Regions from separate parts of the Homo sapiens genome. Here all the other regions are linked to region 2. The links are chromatin loops, found by intact Hi-C in ENCODE. Cell type or tissue: Caco-2. All regions are shown on one strand. Each heading gives the region's core, and the rest is flanking DNA. Links, peaks and the distances in the headings are about the cores only.

Region 1 (7,711 bases), core at 1,770-6,769, 530 kb after region 2:
AAAGTTGCTTATCAACTTAAGGAGATTTTTGGCTGAGATGATGGGGTTTTCTAAATACACAATCATGTCATCTGCAAACAGAGACAATTTGACTTTCTCTCTTCCTATATGAATACCCTTTATTTCTTTCTCTTTCCTGATTGTCCAGGCCAAAACTTCCAATCCTATGTTGAATAGGAGTGGTGAGAGAGGCCATCCTTGTCTTGTGCCGGTTTTCAAAGGGAATGCTTCCAGCTTTTGCCCATTCAGTATGATGTTGGCTGTGGGTTTATCATAAATAGCTCTTATTATTTTGAGATACATTCTATCAATACCTAGTTTATTGAGATTTTTTAGCATGAAGAGATGTTGAATTTTGTCAAAGGCCTTTTCTGCATCTATTGAGATAATTATATGGTTTTTGTCATTGGTTCTGCTTATGTGATGAATTACATTTATTGATTTGCATATGTTGAACCAGCCTTGCATCCCAGAGATGAAGCCAGCTTGATCGTGGTGGATAAGCTTTTTGATGTGCTGCTGGGTTCAGTTTGCCAGTATTATATTGAGTATTTTTGCATCAATGTTCATCAGGCGTATTGGCCTGAAATTTTCTTTTATTGTTGTGTCTCTGCCATGATGATGCTGGCCTCATAAAATGAGTTAGGGAGGTGTCCCTCTTTTTCTATTGTTTGGAATAGTTTCAGAAGGAATGGTACCAGCTCCTCTTTGTGCCTCTGGTAGAATTTGGCTGGGAATCCGTCTGGGCCTGGGCTTTTTTTGGTTGGTAAGCTGTTAATTATTGCCTCAAATTCAGAAAGTGTTATTAGTCTATTCAGGCATTCAACTTCTTCCTGGTTTAGTCTTGGGAGGGTATGTGTGTCCGGTAATGTATCCATTTCTTCTAGATTGTCTAGTTTATTTGCATAGAAGTGTTTATAGTATTCTCTGATGGTAGTTTGTATTTCTGTGGGATCAGCGGTGATATCCCATTTATCATTTTTTATTGTGTCTATTTGATTCTTCTCTTTCTTATTTATTATTCTGGCTAGCAGTCTATTTTGTTAATCTTTTCAAAAATACAGCTCCTGAATTCAATGATTTTTGAAGAGTTTTTCGTGTCTCTATCTCCTTCAGTTCTGCTCTGATCTGAGTTATTTCTTGTCTTCTGCTAGCTTTTGAATGTGTTTGCTCTTGCTTCTCTAGTTCTTTTAATTTTAATGTTAGGAAGTCGATTTTAGATCTTTCCCACTTTCTCCTGTGGGCATTTAGTGCTATAAATTTACCTCTCAACACTGCTTTAGCTGGGTCCCAGAGATTCTGGTACGTTGTGTCTTTGTTTTCATTGGTTTCAAAGAACTTATTTTTTTCTGTCTTAATTTTGTTATTTACCCAGTAGTCATTCAGGAGCAAGTTGTTCAGTTTCCATGTTGTTCTGTGGTTTTGAGTGAGTTTCTTAATCCTGAGTTCTAATTTGATTGCACTGTGGTCTGAGAGACTGTTTGTTATGATTTCTGTTCTTTTGCATTTGCTGAGGAGTGTTTTACTTACAGTTATGTGGTTGATTTTGGAATAAGTGCTATGTGTTGCTGAGAAGAATGTATATTCTGTTGATTTGGGGTAGAGAGTTCTGCAGATGTCTATTAGGTCCACCTGGTCGAGAGCTGAGTTCAACTCCTGAATATCCTTGTTAATTTTCTCTCATTGATCTGTCTAATATTGACAGTGGGGTGTTAAAATCTCCCATTATTATTGTATGGGAGTCTAAGTCTCTTTGTAGGTCTCTAAGAACTTGCTTTATGAATCTGGGTGCTCCTGTATTGGGTGCACATATATTTAGGGTAGTTAGCTCTTCTTGTTTCATTGGCCCCTTTACCATTATGTAGTGCCCTTTTTTGTCTTTTTGGATCTTTGCTGGTTTAATGTCTGTTTTATCAGAGACTATGATTGCAACCCCTGCTTTTTTTTTTTTTGCTTTCCATTTGCTTGGTAAATATTCCTTCATCCCTTTATTTTGAGCCTATTTGTGTCTTTGCACATGAGATGGGTCTCCTGAATACAGCACAGTGATGGGTCTTGACTCTATCCAATTTGCCATTCTGGGTCTTTTAATTGGGGGGCATTTAGCCCGTTTACATTTAAGGTTAATATTATTATGTGTGAATTTGATCCTGTCATTGTGATGCTAGCTGGTTGTTTTGCCTATTAGTTGATGCAGTTTCTTCATAGTGTCGATGGTCTTTCTAATTTGGTATGTTTTTGCAGTGGCTGGTACCAGATTTTCCTTTCCATATTTCGTGCTTCCTGCAGGAGCTCTTGTAAGGTAGGTGTGATTGTTACAAAATCTCTCAGCATTTGCTTGTCTGTAAAGGATTTAATTTCTCCTTCACTTATGAAGCTTAGTTTGGCTGGACATGAAATTCTAGGTTGAAAATTCTTTTCTTTAAGAATGTTGAATATTGGCCAGGTGCAGTGGCTCACGCCTGTAATTCCAGCACTTTGGGAGGCCCAGGCAGGAGGATCACGAGGTCAGGAGATCGAGACCATCCTGGCTAACATGGTGAAACCCCGTCTCTACTAAAAATACAAAAAAAATTAGCCAGGCTTGGTGGTGGGTGCCTGTAGTCCCAGCTACTCAGGAGGCTGAGGCAGGAGAATGGCATGAACCCGGGAGGCGGAGCTTGCAGTGAGCCAAGATTGCACCACTGCACTCCAGCCTGGGTGACAGAGCGAGACTCCATCTCAAAAAAAAAAAAAAAAAGGAAGAAAGAAAAATGTTGAATATTGGCCCCCACTCTCTTCTGGCTTGTAGGGTTTCTGCTGAGAGATCTGCTGTTAGACCACAATGCAATCAAATCAGAACTCAGGATTAAGAAACTCACTCATTTTTTTCCTTCATTTCAACCTTGGTGAATCTGATGATGATGTGTCCTGTGGTTGCTCTTCTCAAGGAGTATCTTAGTGGTGTTCTTTGTATTTCCTGAATTTGGATGTTGGCCTGTCTTGCTAGGTTGAAGAAGTTCTCCTGAATAATATCCTGAAGAGTGTTTTCCAACTTGGTTCCATTCTCTCAGTCACTTTCAGGTACAACAATAATACGTAGGTTTGGTCTTTTTACATAATCCCATATTTCTTGGAGGCTTTGTTCATTCCTTTTCATTCTTTTTTCTCTAATCTTGTCTTCATGCTTTATTTCATTAAGTTGATCTTCAATCTCTGATATTCTTTCTTTTGCATGATCAATTTGGCTATTGATACTTGTGTATGCTTCACAAAGTTCTCATGCTAAGGTTTTCAGCTCCATCAAGTCATTTATGTTCTTCTCTAAACTGGTTATTCTGGTTAACAATTCCTCTAACCTTTTTTCAAGGTTCTTAGCTTCCTTGCATTTGGTTAGAACATGCTTCTTTAGCTTGGAGGAATTTCTTATTACTCACCTTCTGAAGCCTACTTCTGTCAGTTCGTCAAACTCATTCTCCATCCAGCTTTGCTCTCTTGCTGGCGAGGAGTTGTGATCCTTTGGAGGAGAAGAGGCATTCTGGTTTTTGGAATTTTCAACCTTTTTACACTGGTTTTTCTTCATCTTTGTGGATTTATCTAGCTTTGGTCTTTGATGTTGGTGACCTTCGGATGGGGTTTTTCTTTGGACGTCCTTTTTGTTGATGTTCATGCTATTCCTTTCTGTGTGTTAGTTTTCCTTCTAACAGTCAGGCCTCTGCTGCAGGTCTGCTGGAGTTTGCTGGAGGTCCACTCCATACCCTGTTTGCCTGGGTATCACCAGCAGAGGCTGCAGAACAGCAAAGACTGCTGTCTGTTCCTTCCTCTGGAAACTTCATCCTAGAGGGGTACCTGCCAGATGCCAGCCAGAGCTCTCCTGTATAAGGTGTCCGCTGACCCCTGCTGGTAGGTGTCTCCCAGTCAGGAGGCATGGGGATCAGGGACCCACTTAAGGATGCAGTCTATCTCTTAGCAGAGCTTGAGCACTGTGCTAAGACATCCACTTCTCTCTCTAGAGCTTGCAGGCAGGAATGTTTAAGTCTGCTGAAGCTGTGCCCATAGCCACCCCTTCCCCCAGGTGCTCTGTCCCAGGGAGATGGGAGTTTAACTATAAGCCCCTGAGTGGGGCTACTGCCTTTATTTCAGAGGTGCTCTGCCCAGAGAGGAGGAATCTAGAGAGGCAGTCTGGCTACAGCAGCTTTGACGAGCTGCTGAAATTTACTCAGCATTTCAAGTTGTTTGCAGTTCTAACTTCCAGGCAGCTTTGTTTACACTGTGAGGGGTAAACCGCCTACTCAAGCCTCAGTAATGTTCGACGCCCCTCCCCCCACCAAGCTTGAGCATCCCAGGTCTACTTCAGACTGCTGTGCTGGCAGCAAGAATTTCAAGCCAGTGGATCTTAGATTTCTGGGCTCCATGGGGGTGGGATATGCTGAGCTAGACCACCCATCTCCCTGGCTTCAGCCCCCTTTCCAGGAGAGTGAACAGTTCTGTCTAGCTGCTATTCCAGGCGCCACTGGGGCATTAAAAAAAAAAAAAAAAAAAAAAAACTCCTGCAGCTAGCTTGGTGTCTGCCCAAACGGCTGCACAGTTTTGTGCTTGAAACCCAGAGCCCTGGTGGCATAGGCACCCAAGGGAATCTCCTGTCTGCTGGTAACAAAGAGCATGGGAAAAGCACAGTATCTGGGCCAGAGTGCATCGTTCCTCATGACACAGTCCCTCATGGCTCCCTTGGCTAGGGGAGGGAGTTCTCCAACCCCTTGCACTTCCCGGGTGAGGTGACACCCCACCCTGCTTCATCTAACCCTCCATGGGCTGCACCCACTGTCTAATCAGTCCCAATGAGATAAGCTGGGTGCCTCCATTGGAAATGCAGAAATCACCCGCCTTCTGCATTGATCTCGCTGGGAGCTGCAGACTGGAGCTGTGCCTATTCAGCCATCTTGCCAGCCACCCTCTCTCTTTGTTTTTTAGGAGCTTTATTATGATGTTCCTTTATTATGGTGTGGTTTACTTCATAGTTTTCTATGTGGAATTCATAACTCTTCTTGAATCTATGTGTTGATGTTTTTCAGCAGTTTTGGAAAATTATCAGCCATTGTCTCTTCCAATATTGCTTCTTCCCCATTCTCTCTCTTTTTCTTCTTCTAAAATTGTGATTACACATTTGATAGATATTTTCATTATTTCCTATATGTCTCTTATCCTCTGTGCTTTCCTTTACTTTGTTTCTCTATACTTTTTTCTGAATATTTTCACTGACTTATCTTCTAATTTACTAATTCTATTTTTGGCTGTGTCTAATTGGCTCTTAAACCCACACACTGATTTTTAAATTGACTTTTAAATTCAGTTATTGCATTTCTACTCTAGAATTCCAATTTCATTGTTTTTCTAGATTCCAGTTCTATACAATTCTCTTCATGTTGTCCTTTTAGTTAGAATATTTATCAAAGTTATTTAAAGGTCCATGTCTGCTAACTCTAATAAATGTCTCTCCTATAGGTCTGTTTTATTTTATTTTTTCCTGTTTTTTTTTCTCTTAAGTTTTTAGCATTTGCCATTGCCTCCTAGAAGGTGTGGTAATATTTTATTAAATGCTAACATTGTATATGAAATATTTTAGCAATACCTTTATGCTTTTGATGATGTTATCTCCCTCCATAGAGTATTTATTTTGTTTTCAGTGTATTATTAGCCTAGGAAGATTGCTTTAATATAACAAGGGATTAAACTGATATGACAGTTTGTTTCAGTCACTGGAAGGACTTATTCTGTTCATTATTAATTCCAATTTGTATCCCTTTAGGGATCCCAACTGAAAACCTGGTTGTTTACCAGGTCCCTGACACATTCACAAATTCTAATATCTAATTTTTGTCCCCTCGGTCCCATGGAACTGCCAAAAGCAGCCCTCAGTTTCTCAATTTTGTTGACCTGGATAGGAAAGGTAGCACCAATTTTCAGGCTCCTCTCCTGGTTCTTTTGTCATCTTGACAATCTTGAACTCTCAATTTTTGACTGGCTTATACCTCTCCAATGTCATCAAAATGATTTTTAAAATGTATCCAGCATTTCAAGTTGTATTTCCTGAGTAGACTTCTAAAAGCATAATTTCTTGGTTAAAGTTACAGACATTTTAAAACTCTAAAATATTTTTGCCCTATTGTCTCCAGAAATATTTGGCTATCTATATTCTAATAATTAGGCTTAGTTTTAAGTGACTATCAATAACTTTCCATTTTTTTAATTTGAGAAAAACATGAAAATATTTTTATGTGGAAAAGATTTTTCTCCACCTATACAGCCATAAAATTTTATTAATGGAATTTTTACTTTATTCTTCACTCACAGCAAAAGATCTCTTTGGGCCTGATTCAAAATATATTAAACTTCACTCATAAAGATATTTTATTCCAAGGAACATGTTTCCATTTATATCGAACAGGGAGTTCCCATGAAATTCATGTTGTAACCTTAAATGCAATTGCTTCAATAATTGCTGAAATAAAGGTCTGGTAGGCAAAGCCTAGGAAGCAGAAAAGTAACTTAAAGTTTTGCACATGGTCTGACATTTCAAACATACATGGGTGGCATGACACTTTCCATGCATCTTCTGTTGCCACCCATTAGGAATGCACCTAATTGACCATGTTAATAAGGGTCCATATGTGGCTTGGTTCAGCTCATGAGAGGTAGAAAAACTCAAGTTCTACACTTTGTAATGACAGAAACAAATGCTGTGTGGCCTCTTAAGAAAGCTACAATAATACGAGGTGGTTTAGGGCACCTCAACCAGAGAGGCTAACTTCAAATTACCAGACACATCTATTATGAAGTGTTGAAAGGAAAAAGAAAAACAAATAATAAAGTTACAAAATAAAGTTTATTTTATCAAAATTAAAACGGCTTCCTTCCCTCCACTTCAGAGTAACCTTGAGATGGAACAGTCTGAGGATTACATTGCTATAATCCCTTAGCAGTTAGTTCCACAGCAGGAGGTGCCTGCTACAGACAAAATTATAGGGTTAGGAATGTTCACAATTCAGTGACCCGATTGGCTGACTATTCCTTAGAGCTTTACAATCAAATATTTATACATCTAAATGGGAGCAAAGAAAGGAAAGTGGTTCATAAAGAGAGTCCCAGAGCATGTATTATTGAAATAACAGATGGAAATATTATATTTTTGAAACATTCTTTCTATAAAGAAGTCTTTTGAAGTGTGTTTTGGTAGAATAAGCTGAGCCAAAAGTGGAGCAGAGTGAGAGAAAAAAATAAGGTTTTATATTCAAATGTTTGGTGTCAGCAGAGTATAAAGTTAGCACTTCCCAAAAAAGGCATGTCCCAAAGAGCACTGCAGCACAATGTGTTTGCTCTACTTCACATAACAGTCACAGAGGAGAAATATTTCAAAAATATATTTTACCATCACTGCTCAGTTTGTGTGTGGACTCTCCCAAAACTTGACTTCTGACATCTTTGCAGAGTGTGTATGATCTCCCACCATTGAATTTTTTATGTTTCCTAAAATGACTGAAACCTAAGCTAAGACTCAGTCATTATCTTGAAAAGGCTGTTGGCTACCTCATACTTGCTGAGAGTTTGGTAAGAAGTATAGTTAAATTGTAGGTTTTATGCCACATGGGCAATAGTGATTGGTCATCTAGGCAGGGCTTACAGACTAAAAATGGAGACATGCAGAAAGCAAGAAAGTAGGCAGAAGGCCAGATGA
Region 2 (7,711 bases), core at 873-5,872:
AGGAAGTGCTCACTACTTTGTCAAGGCAGTTCATTCCATTTATGGATATGTAAAACTGTTGGAAAGTTCTTTATTACACAGCTCTAAAATCCAGTTCAACTAGTCTTAGAATTACCCTCTGAAACCACACAAGGAGTCCAATTCTTCTTTGATATGACTGCTTCACAACCCTTGTTTATTCAAGCCTCATTACATGGTCTCTAATCTTTACCATCTCAGTTGCTCTCTAAAACCACTTCCATTTTCTAGTGTTTGTCTTCAAATGAAGAAGCTAAAATTAACGTGATACTTATGATGTGATCTGAAACCAGTACAGAATAAAAGATCCTATATCTGACTTTACACTATTGTAGGCTAAAACTGTATTAATCTTAAACAAAAATTTTAAGAAGACATTATCACAAAGTTGCCTAATATTGACTGCTTATAATTGACTGTGTATATATGTGTATATATATATAACATTGAGTTATATATAGTTATATAATATTGAGTTATAGTTACATGTAACATTAAGTTTTTTCTGTATATATGTACAGTTGTGTGTGTACACACACACACACACACACACATTCAAAATTTTACTTATAACTACCATGCTAAATTTCATCTTTTTAGTCTGAGTCTGTCTTTAGGAATTCTATTCTTCCCAAGACAAAATCATTTATGACTACATATTTATAAATAGGCAGCAGTGATTTTTCTTAACAAACCAGTCTTTGTGATCCATCAGGTAATATTGAAGGCTGGAATTCTTTTGGAATTGTCAAGTGAAAGAATTTAACATGAGCTGTTATAGGAAGAAACTTTCCAGGATATTATAAAACTGTATGAAATTACTTCTTCATAATTTTTTGGAATAGTTCATTCTTTTTATCAATTTCTCTAATATATTGATTATAGAATCAAAATCAGTATGTTTATCTTTCTAAGTAGATTGTTAATTGATCATCAGGGTAATTTCAGCTTAAGTATGATTTGTCATGGGAAATTTAGGTCTATTGTAATAGTGACTCTATATACCATTTGCCCATCCATCCACCTATCCAAATAGTAGAAACATTTATTGAGTTCCTACAATGTGGTTAAGTATAGTTTTTGAAGCCAAGGAAAAAACATGGTGCTGGGAAGGCAATAACAAATACGACATAGTCCTTGACTATAAGGATTGGAGGCACCTAACATGGAAGAAATATTCTGATAATAACCTGATGTCATCCTACTGTAGCATATGTATAAATTGCTACAGAAGAAAAGAGGGGGGATAAATATTTAATATAAGAGTATATTAGAGACATGTACAAATTGCTACAGGACAATCTTGGCAGCTAGAAAGTCTTCATACAAAATACTTTGATTTTAATGCATCTGTTACCTCCTGACATATTTTGTTATTGTATTTCTTTCCCATTAGAAAATAAACACCATGGAGGGCAAGGAGTGTTTTGGCCATTGCTATATCCCTAGGCTCTAGTATTGTATCTGACATGGAGTGGGCATTCAAAAATTACATGAATTCATGAATGAATTAGTCTTAAAAGTCAAGTAAGATCTCACAGGCAAAGAGAGACAGAATTCCTGATGGTGGAGCAGCCTGAGCAACAGAGAGGAGTGGCTGACGAAGAGCAAATGGTTTGTTATGGTTAAAGTTTTAGATTTATGATATAAGCAAATGGCAGGAGATAAGGCTAGAAAGGGAGGTTAGGACTAGATATTGAAGCTTTTCATAAACCTGCTAAGAACTGGTGGCTACTGGAGAGTTGTCAATGGTTGCTAAGAAAGAGAATGACCAAATTCTATGTTTTAGGAAGATAATTGTAGTAGGAAAGGGGGTTGAGAGGCAAAATCATGAACACTGAAGAACCTATTACAGCTGTCCAAATGTGAAGTAATGAGAACCTACAGAGGGGTACTGGCAGAAATAACAATGATCAAATATGCTACAATTCACAACAATGTTATCTTTTCTCTTTTTTTTTTCTTTGAGATGGAGTCTTGCTCTGTTGCCCAGGCTGGAGTGCAGTGGCGTGATCTTGGCTCACTGCAACCTCTGCCACCCAGGTTCAAGCAATTCTCCTGCCTCAGCCTCCAAATTAGCTGGGATTACAGGTGTGTGCCACCACACCCAGCTAATTTTTGTATATTTAGTAGAGACTGGGTTTCAGCATCTTGGCCAGGCTGGTCTTGAACTCCTGACCTCATGATCCACCCATTTTGGCCTCCCAAAGTGCTGGGATTACAGGCGTGAGCCACTGTGCCCGGACCATCTTTTCTCTTTTAAAATAGTTTTTTTAGGCCAGATGCTGTTGCTTATGCCTAAAATCCCAGCACTTTGGGAGGCTGAGGTAGGCGGGTTGCCTGAGCCCAGGAGTTCAAGACATGGCAAAACCTCATTTCTACAAAAATACAGAAAATTATGCAGGCATGGTGGTGCACACCCATGGTCCCAGCTACTCATGGGTTTGAAGCAGGAGGATCACTTGAGCCCAGGAGGTTGAGGCTGCAGTGAGCCATGACCGCCACTGCACTCCAGCCTGGGCAACAGAGTGAGTGAGACCCTGTCTCCAAAAAAAAAAAAAAAAAAAAAATTAAAGTTATACCTTTACGAGTTGGGGACTGAGACTAAAGGAGAAGAATTTGAAAACTGGCTGGAAATTTTAAAGGTTATATTTCATTGGAATGGAGCAAATTTTGCCCCCTTAGTATGGGGATATGCTTCATCAAATAACTGAGATGCTGTGGTATTCCATGGAGATGAAATCAGATTGTAGAAGAAGCTTGCCCCTATCTTCTACAGGGCTGAACTGTTCTTGGAAAAGAGAATATTTTCTCCTTGAAATTCTTACAATAAGAAGAGATGTGCAGGTTGAACGAAATAACGAGTATAAAACAATACCTAACACTAGTAAAATGATGTACTACTACATCGAGATCTAAATGTTTGTCATTTATAGACCAACCACTAGATGGAGAGCTTGTCTTACCACTGAGTATCAGGTACTTCTACAAAATTTCAAAGCAAGGATTATTAAATTTAAACTTCTCAGCACATTTAACATTCATAGAATGTGGCATCCATTGCTGTCGCAGATAATTAATGTCCAGTTTTATGATTATGAAATAATTTACAGCTAAATAGAAATACCTATCAGTTACATGCAAAAAAAGTTTTGTGAATGTTGGGTGCCTAAGAAAATAGATCATAAGAAAAGAGGTTATAAGAAAAGATGCTAATTGTCTTGAACACTGAAAAATGTAACATGCATGCATGTTAAAGTGCTATTACTATAACATAGCTTCTAAAATTTTTCATTGAACCAATATTAATGGCATCTTGTTTCTATAAATCTATATGTAATAAATATATATTTTAAGTTGCTCAAAGGTATTACTCATTTCTTTGGACTTGAACTTTTGTATTGTTGAGAAAATAAAATCCAAGAGCATGGTTAAGCAGTCTTCTAATGAGTTTCACCAGCATATATCAAGTTTAGTTGTCATTTCCCATTTAGTTTTATTCTTAATCTTTTATATGCATAATTATAAATTTTCCTTTTATTACAATAAAACTAAATGGCTACAGCATCTTAAAGAATCTTATTCTTAATGAATTCAAACTAGTATTTTTTTTCAAAAATCAAGGGCAAATTATATGAGTAGTGGGAGGCTGTATTTAAAATACTCATCTGGAGTTTATTAAAAACATTTTTTGAAGGACATCTGTCAGTTCTAAGGGTGAAAAACAGCACCTTGGGGAAAAATCCTTTCAATTTAGTTACTACACTGAGATACTTCAGATAAAAACTAATTTGTACTAATGATGAAGGGAACGTGTGTAAAATAGTTGCACTGATTTATTCTAAATGGTAAAGAAATTCCATTTCATTGACTCTCCTCTAATTTCATTCAAGTTATACTTTTCTTATACATCTCAATCTGTTGATTAACCTGCCTCCAGAGTAATATTTTAGTGATTATATTTTAATGTGGAGATGTTATACTTGGTACTTTTTGATACTATATCATTGCATTAAGTTTTCTATTCCTTTTTATTAATTTACTTTTTTATTACATTTTATATAGTCTAATTGAGATTCTTCTATTAACTCTAATTCTTGGGCATCCTAACACTCTTGCTGTTAGAGCGCTTGTCGTGTACTGTCATGTACTTTACAAAGCTTTAAAACAAGGCTTATCAAATTTAAACTCCATGGCATATTGAACATTGATAAAATGGGATTTCCATTACATTCTGATGATTCTCTTTCATGATGGTCCTTTTTATGTTTTCATTGAGATGGCTGTCCTAAAACAATCTAAATGGCAATTTCTTGACTAAGGTTCCCTGAATTAAGTATACGGTGTAAATTCTGAACCCACTCATGTGCATGAAACAAGCTTGTGACTTCTCTTTCACATGGGTGACTATCTTCCCCTACCTAGGGTCTTTGAGCACAGACAGGTTTTGGCCACTTCTCTGGGCTGGTGAATTAACATCATTTAGTCCTCTTTTCAACTGATGAGAAAAAATTGAAATTCCAGGCTTTATTTAGAGAATTCAGTTCCATCTTCCTTTACCAAATAACTCGTACCTAGTTCAATATTCCGGTTGGTGTTTTTTTGTCATTGGGGTATTCCCTATCTTTCTTATGAACTTAGTCATATAAATTTCTGTTACATTTTTGTCCACCATTTACATATTATCTGCATAGGAGTGGTCCCTTCCAAATTAGCTCAGTCTATCATCTTGCTGGAAGTCCTTTTCATTTTATTATTACTTCTTTTTTTTTTTTTTTTTTTTTTGAGGTGGAGTTTCACTCTTCTTGCCCAGGCTAGAGCGCAATGGTGCAATCCTGGCTCACTGCAACCTCCACCTCCTGGGTTCAAGTGACTCTCCTGCCTTAGCCTCCCAAGTAGCTGGGATTACAGGCCCGTGCCACAATGCCTGGCTAATTTTTGTATTTTTAGTAGAGATGGGGTTTTGCCACGTTGTCCAGGCTAGTCTCGAACTCCTGAACTCAGGTGATCCGCCTGCCTCAGCCTCCCAAAATGCTGAGATTACAGGCGTAAGCCACCGTGTCTGACCCATTTTATTATTATTTATCTGCATATTCAAGGAAAAAAATATAAATTTTAGATTCCTCTGGCTCATAATAGGCTTTCTTGAAGAGAAAAATGACGTGCAAGAAATAACTGGAGCCATTAAAATATATTTTATTTTTCCTTATTTGTAGTTATTAACAGAAAAAATGCTCTAATAGGTACCTAATGGAAGTTGTCAGATGTGATTATCAAGTTGAAATGAATATTTACTCAAACCTATAAAGGTCTTTGGCTTTTTCTGGCAATATTTTAATGAAGGTATGCCATCTAGTCATCTTTAACTTACATTTCTTCCATTAAGCACAAGGACTTCTTGAAATTGGCAGTTCTATACTATCAAGCAATGCTTCATTTCATACCACCAAATGTTAAGGGAACTTGCTGAGCGGCTTAAATAACCCCTAGGTCAATAAACTGAGTCATTAGCACGTCCTTTAAATAATTGTTTGTCTGTTACTGGTTCAACATTTATATAATCTGTCATAATACCTTGGTTTTTTAAGGTACAAAAATTACTGCTATAGGTTTAAACTAGAGAATATCATGTAAGTAGCAATGTTTTTTCAGCGACAGTTTAACTATACTGTCTGGTACTGAGTGAGTTAAAGCCTGAACACCACAACTAATTACTATGTAATGCTAACCTTAGTTGCTGGTTCATTTTGAGACTCTTTAAAATATGAACTGTGTATTTTACCCCTATGCACTCTCTTAATGATTTGTTTTTTTAGACTGAAATCACTTCCAGCCATCAGTTATACTTTTGGTCTCTACATATGCACTTCTCCAAGCACAAATATTTCTTTTTCCTATTGGTCTGCCAGCCCTGTCAGAGCAAATTTCACTTTAAACTAAATGCTATGATACTTAAAACCTCTTGGATTACTCAGGCTGCTAGTGTGATCTGTAACCTTCCAAGAATGACAGCTAAACTTTCCAATTTGCTTATACTGTTTGGGGAACTAGAAAGCACATGCCAAAAGGAAAATGTTTCTGATGTTGAACAGAGAGGAAAGTTCTTGTTGGAGGTGGGGGCAAGAGACTATTAAGTACTGAAAAATACTAATAAGAAATGAAAATAAACTAAACATGCTGTAAAGTCTAAGACCTTAAACATAATTCAAAAGTTAATACTAGTACTAAAAACTCTGGCTAAACTGGTTAAAATATGAAAAATAACCTTTAGTTACTGTAGTTTAAGTGCCAACCAGAATCTTAAAGTGATAATGCACTATTGAAATGAACAAATTCAAAAAATGGAATATAAAATTATCACAAGTGCTACACAAAATGGGCTATATCAACTCCCCATCTTTCTTTATAAAACAGACAAGTCTGACATATGAACAAAAATCAAAGAGTTAATACAGCCATCTAACATGCATGCTACCCCCACGGACATAATACTAGTCTCTCTTATATGAATAAAAAACACTACTGACATAACACCAGACTTTTTTTTTTTTTTAATTAATGTTAAGTTTTTTTTTTTGTTAAAACTCATGTCTCCAAAGTCCTTAAACAAATCATTCAGTTTGGGAACATTTTGGAATAGTTTAGAAACTTTTCACTTTAAGGAAGCAGACAAATGTTTGTCTTAAAAAAATCCTGAAAATCTTATCAAATGTAAGATGCTTAATATAAAATCTCCTATTTATTTCATAATCTACTTATTCATTTGTGTCAATATTTTTTAGTCTAAAATAATAGTCAAATTACATTTGGATGATAAAAATCGAGCAATGACTGATAAAGATGTTTCTGGAAAGCTAAATCAAACTAACCTTTTTGCAAAATTGAGGGCAAACATATAGATAATAGAAATTATATTTAAACACATTAAAAGTGCATCTTTTTAAACAGCTAAGCATGATAACTTAAAAAATTTGATTCTAAACTTATAAATGCAAATATATACACACACATAAAGGCATTTCCTTGCTTTGTATGGATATTTCAAAAGATTTATAGTGGGCAGTATTATTTGATGTTTTGCAGCCATTAGTTCAGTAATTTCAGTAATAAATACAGGTCAGAAAAATATTTCACAGTTATTTAATGTCCTCTAGAACATTTAGGATCTCAGAATACTGTATAATATACCAGAAATGTATTAGAAGAACAGGAATTAAAGTAAATCTCTACTATTATAAGCTTTCTTGGTCCTTAAGACTATATTTAACTGTTACATTATGGGTTTCTTTTTTAAAAAAGGTAAATTCATTTTCTGCTCAGGTATAAGACTATAGATTATAAGATTACATGTCTTTTGATGATGAAGCATGGTATTTCTATATCATCTTCAAAGAATAGGGCTAAGCATCCTTTGGTCACACTTTGCATTGACATAAACAAATTCAGTGTAGACTGGAATGTAGAAATATATGACAATTGTTTATCTGACTTGTAAGAGTCATATTTTAAGTTAAAATTATTCTTAAATCAGCCTAAGGAAACACTATCTTTTTTCTTCTTTGTCACTCATGTACATCAGCATTTCCCCTCTTAATTTAAGGACTAGCAATTAAGTTTATGAAATTCACCCAAACTAACTTAAGTACAAACTATGAACTTATCAATAACTCCTAAATTTTCTTAAAGTTAGTAG
Region 3 (7,711 bases), core at 1,699-6,698, 220 kb after region 2:
TTATCATCTTGTGTTTCAGGAGGATCACAAGGCATTCTGCCAAGACTCAGATTAGTTGTGGTTCAGTCCTGTGTGGCACGTGTGGATACCTGCAAGGGTGCCAGTGCATAATAGCAGAACATTCCCCAATAGTCATTGCTGTGTTTTGGTTTCTTACTGTATAAATATATGTTATTTGCCAATTTTGATGTTTTTGAACATCTGGGTTGCTATAGTGTTTTTGTTTGTTTATTTGGTATTGTAAAGAACACTATTTAAAAAATTCTTAAACATATCTCCTGGTGCAGATGTGTAGGAGTTATTTTAGGGTATGTGCCTAAGATGGAATTGTTTGATCAAGGATACGCACATCATTAACTCTACAAGATAATGTCAAATTGTTTTGCAAAATGTTTGTGTCTATTTTCACTAAAACACAGCTTATAATGATTTCTTCTGTTCCATATCCTCACCAGGCCTTAATTTTCACAAATCTCACTCTGCACCTGTTTTGATTAAAATTTGTATATTCTAGGTGATTAATGGGTTAGCCTTTTTTTAATGTTTCATTTGTATTTTTATTTACTTCTCTGTGAACTACCTGTTAATGTCTTTTTTCAATTTTTCTATAGAATTGTTTGTATTATTCTTATTTATTCATAGAAACTCTTCATATATTTAGTATACTAATTTCTGATTAATTATTGGTGGTACAAGTATTTCTTACCCATTTGTTCAATGGTTTCTTTTGATAAACAAAAGTTCACCATTCTAATTTCAATGTAGTCTAATTAATTATACTTTTTCTTTAGTTTTTGCTTTTTGAATCTTAAAAAAGTTATCCTTCTTTTACTCTGTTATCATAAAGATGTTTTCCCATAAGACGTTCAAAGAATTTTGGAGTTTTGCTTTTCACATTTAAATCTTCAATCTGCCTGGGTTAGATTTGTGCATGATGTGAGATGGGGACCCAATTATGCCAGCACCAGGACCAATGTTGAAAATATCTTTTCTCTACTGCAATACTATCTCTGTCTTATGTCAACTTACCATATATGAATAGATTTGTTTTGTAGTTCTATGTGTATTCTGTTTTATTAATCTTTTTACCTATTCCTGTGCTAATAACACCCTGTATTAATTCCTTCTTCCTGAAGTAGATTTTTTTTTAGTTGTGCTTCCAGTTAGCACCTATGAGTGGTAAATTCTCTCTTTGTCTGAAAATATCCTTATTTCATCCTCTATGCTGAATTTCCCTTTAAAGTATTATGATATTTTAATTTGATAGGTATTTTATTTTGAGTGGATGTTCCCAAACATTTAGCTTGTTGTACTACTGAATGAGTATGTTTTTTATATGGCATTTTTTCTTTCTTTGTTTTCCTTACTTCTGACTCTCTCTTCATGATAATTTACTTTTTAACAGTAGTTACCCCCCGCCCACCAAGGGATCCCCTGTGAGATGGAAAACCAAAATGGATAAATTCAGAGTTTCTACCTTCTCTTGCTGGAGTCATATTTCTTTCTTCTGCATTCATTGTTTTTCTTTCCTGCCTGGAAATTGATGACTGGTAGACTTGAGATCTATATCATAACCTCATTTACTGAGTATGAACATAGCCAAGAATGGTGTGAGGTGGTAGCAAATAGAGCATTGCAGCTCTGAGAGAAAAAATATTGGCATAAGGAAACAAACGCAATGAGCCAGAAATTGGTTCGAGCTATACCAGTATGAGAAACAGTCACAAAATCCAATGTGACCTACAGAGATAAACAAAACTTGACAAAGGCATTTTGTAGAAACCAATCAGTCTTTCACCCCACTCAAGAATTATGGGTATGAAATATAGAATCTTAGAACACTTAATAATCCTCATTCAAACACAAATAATTAATGTTCATTTTATAGTGGAAGAAAATTAGTTCTGTAAAAACTGAGAAACTTGCTAATATCAATTGCCAAATAAGCAATACTGAGCGTCTTGAGCCAGTGATTGCCAGTCTCTCTCCCAGCACCAAACATCCTGACCTTTTAAGCATAGGAGGGGTCATCAAAACATCACTGAGATGGGGTTAAGAACACACCTCTTGTTAAACGTATTGATGAATATAAGTAACAAAAGAGAATCCCTTCATGTTTTTCTTCTTTTACTTAATTTATTTTACTACAGCAACAAAAAATTCCAAAGGATGGATGAATGAGCTCTAACAACACATTTCATTTGGATTTCTTTTCAATTCTTAAATGCATTAAGTACAAATAATCTGGATATGTGTTAGAATTACTTAAATACAACAGAAGAAGAACCAGATAGACATCATGTATTTTGAGGACCTATAACTTATTATTAGCTTACTCCAAAGGATTGTAATGATAATAGTTAACTGATGATAATAACTGAACATGTACTGTGTATTAGGCACTGTGGTATTTTACATGGATTATTTCATCTTGCCCTCACAATAATAAAGTAAGACATATACTATTATCATCATTTTTATATTAAAGAAGATTAAAGTGAGGCTCAGAGAGACTAAGAAATCAGTTAGTTGAGGTAACCCCATATATAAGTGGTGGCAATGAATTCCTAACTCAGTCATATCTGCTTAATTCCAGGTAAGACCCTTCCTTCTTAATACCATGAAATAATCACACCAGAAGTTTCTTTGGTCTGTTTGATGTCATCTACTCTATCTTCATCTTCATGAGAATTCATTGAGTAAAAATGATTCAGGATGGTATTTGTATTAGACAAAACTCCATGTTGCTAGTACAGAAAACTCAACTCAAGCTGGCATTAACAATAACAGACTTAGATAATGTGCCCACTCAAAAAGGAAAACTGGAACCAGGGTAACATTATGTACTGACCAGCTCAGGCGTGGATGATATACCCATCTGTGTACCACAAACTGTGGGAGGGGCAAAATGGATAACTTGAACTGCAGTTTGGGCAATTACTGAAGCCAAGGATGGGGACAATTCCACCAAAATTGAATGGCTGTCCCTTTACCTGGAGAGGGAGAAAATGGCAAAACAGAAGCACAAGAAGATGAGGGAAAATAAATCAGAGTCAAATAATTGGAATCCTTACTTCCTCTCTCAGTAAAAGATTGACACACAAATAAAACTTAAAAAAAGATTATGGCTACATTGTTTATCTTCAAAAAATTCTGGCTGGGCTTACTGGCTCATGCCTATAATCTCAGCACTTTGGAAGACTTAGACGGGAAGATTGCTTGAGGCTAGGGGTTTGAGACAAGCCTGGGCAACATAACGAGACCCCGTCTCTACAGATAAAAAAAAAAATTAAAAAAAAATCCAGATGTGCTGATGCATGCCCATAGTCCTAGCTACTCTGGAGAATCAGGTGGGAGGATTGCTTGAGACTTGGGAGATTGAGGCTGCAGTGAGCCATGATCACACCCCTGCACTCCAGCCTGGGTGACAGAGCGTGACCCTGTCTCAAAAAAAAAAAAAAAAAATTCATGGACAATGTATGAATTCATTGTATCTTGTGGCATTGTAACAAATAATCCCCAAACTTAGTTGCTTAAAATAATAAACACATTTCTGTGGATTAGTAACCTGGGTATGACATAACTGACTTAGGGTCTCCCATCAAGTTGCAGCCAAACCGTTAATTGGGGAAGGATTCGCTTCCAAGCTCACTTACACTGTTGTTAGTGGATTTCAGTGTCTTCTGGGCTGTTTGACCTAGGACTTCAGCTCCTTGACATGCAGGCCTCTCCACATGGCCACTCACAATAGGCAGCAGTCTTCCCACATGGCAAACAAGCAAGTGAGAGAAAGAAGACACCTAAGACAATCTTTTAATAACCTCTTCTTAAAAGTGACATCTCATCACTTTCACCATATTTTATTCTTCAGCGGTGAGTCCTTAAGTCCAGCCTATACTCAAAAAAAGAGGATTACAGGAAGAGGTGAATACCAGGAAGAAAGAAGATGGGGATTCTTATGGACTGCTGTGGACTGAATGTTTGTGTTCCATCAAAATTTTTATGTTGAAATTCTGAGCCCTAATGTGTTGGGATTTGGAGATGGGGGCCTTTGGGAGATAATTAGGTCATGAGGGTGGAGCCCTTATGAAGGGGATAAGTGCCCTTATAAGAAAAGACACAAGAGCTTGATTTAACTCTCTGCCATGTGAGCACACAATGAGAAGAGGGCAATCTGCAAACCAGACAGAGGGCCCTCACTAGACATGGGATCTGCCAGCACCTTGATCTTTGACTTCACAGCTTCCAGAACTGTGAGAAATAAATGTTTGTTGTTTAAGCCACATAGTCTTTGGTAATACGTTAGAGCAGCCTGAACTAAGACAGGGGTCACATTAGAAGTTGCCTACCATAATGTGTGCATTTGTGTATATTAGCATGTGTATATGTACAGGCAGGGGGTCTGTGGGTGCACATGGCATAGGGCCAATAGTGTATTGAGATCTTACACATTTTCCTGTTAGGAACATAAGGGGAGGAAAACAGTAGTCATGGTCCCTGTAGGGAACAGATGGAATTCACAAATTGGGAATTCGAACTGGTTTAATAAAGGGACTATTTACAAATATGTGGGCAAGTATAGGAAAATTACAAGGAATTGGGCTTGTCACCTGATACATCACTCCCCCTGGGCCTCAAGCAGTCAGGTGAAGGAGAAATGAACAGAACCAGGAGAGGATATTTGTATGAGAAGACCCTGGTCAGACGTATGACCTTTTGTTAAAGGATATGGTCAGCTCATGGCATTTCCACAGAGAAGGTGCCAAGGGAATAAATACCTTGACCTCACTTTCCTCCTGTCTCCTCCTGGCACTATCCATTGGCTAAAGCCAACTAGAAGCTAGAGGGCAATGGAGTCCACTGATGTAGGTCAGCCTCCTGGGGAACACATAGTAATGTATGAAGAGTGGAGAGTGTATCCGGAGGGACAATCAGAAGATACCCGGTACAGAAAACAAATGTACTTAAGAGGAAAATTATATTCAGAGTAGGCAGAGAGGAAGAAACAGGCTTACATGAATAGTTGTTGTTTACAGCAAGCTAGATGGAAGAGTTTGCTGACAGAGAAGGATATTTAACGTCAAAACAAGCTTTCAAATAATTGCTTCTCTTGAAGATCCTTCAAAATAGGAAACACATACACATTTCTATGAAATTATTTGGGAGAAATTGTACTGATGAAAGGAGCATGAGTGGCTAAGATGACTTTGAAGGGTCCTTGTAATTTGAGGATTCAGTGTTCTACGAGGAGTGATGGAAATCAGGGAACAAGATCTCTTGCAAAATATTCACAACTCTTTGAAATGGAAATTAGGCTATTCCAATTTAGAAATCAAATTAAGGCAAATATTCAGGGTGTTAGCAGGCTGTGCTCTTGCCTGTTTGAAGTGGTGGCTAAAGGAGAGAGGCGTGCTTTTTCCTGGATGAAGCAGGATCTCTCTCAGCCAGTTTTCATCCTTACTTAGCACCTGCTGGCTTGGAGTGGTGTCACCCAAGCAATCAGACGGAGGGACGTGCCAAGAGCCTGCCCTCCCCTCCCACTGTGTGCTGCCCCTCCTCCCCACACCCATGACAGCCTGTCCTGATATAGATGGAGAGGGGACTGGTTTAAAATGACAGTCTCAAGTTCATTTAGAAAGAGAAGGCTAATTCAAAGAAACAGCAAGGCAAGCTTCCTTTCTCTGTAGGAATCATTATTATCCCCCTTTGTCATGGCCCACCGGGGAGCCCATTTTGCCTTTAGATCCCGCTGGCAGAAGACCGACGATGAACTCTGTAGACATAGCATGTCTTTTATCCTTCACAAAGCCATTCGCAATGACTTCTTTCAGAGCTATCTCTACCTGCTGGAAAAAATTCCCCTGGGTAAGTGAGTCAGAGCTACTAGATAAGAAACAAGAAATGACTGATGGGATTGCATGAGGTCATGGGGCTTCTAGAAGAGAATTTAAAACAAGGACACTTTTCAGACAAAAAAAACTCCACAACCAATGTCACTGGGCTGAAATGTTTCAGTGGAATTCTTTATGGAGAATACAAAGATTAAGTGCCTAAAATAGAGTCAGGACTTTATTTTGGGATTTCCATGCACCCTCAGGCACTGTGATTTGCTTCTCTGGGTGTCTGTTGCATGAGTATCAGGCTTGTAGAAACTCAGACATGTTTAATATTTACAAAAAATTGTAATTGGGCAAATTTGATAATTCAAAGATGAGAGTATTAATGCATTAATACATTGAGTAAGAGTTAAAAAGAAAGACTAAATAATGATAGATCAAAATGTGCTTGGGTTATGTATGTATGTTTCTGTGTCTGTGCTTGTGTACACACTTACAATCCTCTGCGGTCTTCTTGAATCACAAGAATAGTCAGAGAGCCTAAAAAAAGGAGATTTTAGCTTGGTTTTTGAATATTAAGAAGTCAGTGGTCTGTCTCCATTTTTGTTATCTCCTCTAGTTTTCAGAGAATTGGACAATAGAGCAATAAAAAGCTTATCTGTTTTGCCTACTCTACTTTTTTCAGCCTCTGTGAAAGCAGTTACTTCAGGGCACCCTAAACAGCACTGAAGAGGAAATAACTTACCATTAAAGAGTAAAATACCCTTCTCCCTTTGATTTGTATTTTCCCCCAGTGAAAGCAAGAAGGCTGTGTATCAGCCTAGTCTGTTTTCTTAAGGTCGTTTGAAAGCCCCATTGTGCACTTGATGTGGTCAGGGTTTCCAGCTGTCGAAGCAGCTACATAATTCTTTGTATTGCATTCAAGCAACCGAATGTTAGCAGCCTACCAAAACCTTTTTGTAAATCCATTTATGAGGGATCTTTAATTCTAAACATACAAATACCTTCATCTCATATTTATATAACTTCTTTCTAAAACTTTTTATCGTCTATGACTTTATTTGATTCTCATAGTCACACTATGAAATAGATAGGGTAAGTTATCATTTTTTTTTCTACCTATCTTCCCTCCTTCTTCCTTTCATTTTACTTTTTCAAAGGAGGGAAGTAAAATTCAGAGATGATGATATTTAATCTAGATAGAGTAATATGAAAGCAAAGACCAAAGTCCAGGGCTTTTTTTTGGTAGATCACACTGCCCATGAGTAATTCTTTTAGGACGTATAATACATCTCATCTATATCCAAAAGGAAAAAAAAATACAGCAGTTTAAATGGAAGGTGATGATGTTCTAGTCACTTCATATACTGGCAAAGCATTGCTTTTCTGGAGACACTCTTCAGGCCATACCTCAATAAGAGTAGGTTGGTAGCTTTGGTTTTATTAGACTGGAGAAAGATATCAATTACAACAGCTGAGAAGAGAGTCACTAACAGGCAGATGACTGTCAAACTTTAAAAATATTTACTAGAGAGAAAAAGAAGTCACCTTTGAAGGCAGCTGAAGATGAGTTAAAAAGTTGAATACAATAGTCTCTTCTGAAAAGCAGATGAAAATTAATTTGGCACAAATGGACTATAATTTATATTTAGTCTCAATCCCTTTTTTTGTTCAATAAAATCATTTTGATTTTGTGTTTTTCTCCTTTGTAAATATGCTAATGTTTTACCAATGAGTTTTGACCTTTTAAAAAAACATTATTATCAAAAGGCAAAGTTTTTGACAAAATATTCCACTGACGCCCAATGTAAAATACAGGAAAAAGGGAAACTTTTCTGCATAGGATTGGGGGCAGGACCCTTTCCTTGGTCTAT

What was found. Peaks named below come from ENCODE experiments on the same cell type or tissue, not always from the same donor. Only the 100,000 strongest peaks of a DNase experiment are listed, where the experiment ranks them.
Region 1: it touches region 2 in a loop (14-fold over the local background); 3 of 110 quality-filtered maps call a loop at or near these places.
Region 3: a loop joins it to region 2, with 2.5 times the contacts of the local background. A loop is called at or near these places in 3 of 110 quality-filtered maps.

What each region holds. Positions count from the first base shown.
Region 1 is chr1:170,453,609-170,461,319 of GRCh38, forward strand. GORAB-AS1 (GORAB antisense RNA 1) reads right to left here. Exons shown (of 3, transcript NR_125958.1): 3 at 7,709-7,711. Among named protein-coding and RNA genes, the nearest start is that of GORAB, 75 kb to the right of the region's middle. In Caco-2, for the core only: no CTCF peak of the experiment used is centred there; a DNase peak (open chromatin) is centred at 3,883.
Region 2 is chr1:169,926,134-169,933,844 of GRCh38, forward strand. All of the region lies in intron 19 of KIFAP3 (kinesin associated protein 3), which reads right to left. Among named protein-coding and RNA genes, the nearest start is that of SCYL3, 36 kb to the left of the region's middle. In Caco-2, for the core only: a CTCF peak has its summit at 2,998 (motif pointing right); no DNase peak of the experiment used is centred there.
Region 3 is chr1:170,140,397-170,148,107 of GRCh38, forward strand. NTMT2 (N-terminal Xaa-Pro-Lys N-methyltransferase 2) reads left to right here and starts at 5,563. Exons shown (of 4, transcript NM_001136107.2): 1 at 5,563-5,865. The coding sequence starts at 5,712. RefSeq lists enhancers at 5,144-5,675, 5,676-6,206. In Caco-2, for the core only: no CTCF peak of the experiment used is centred there; no DNase peak of the experiment used is centred there.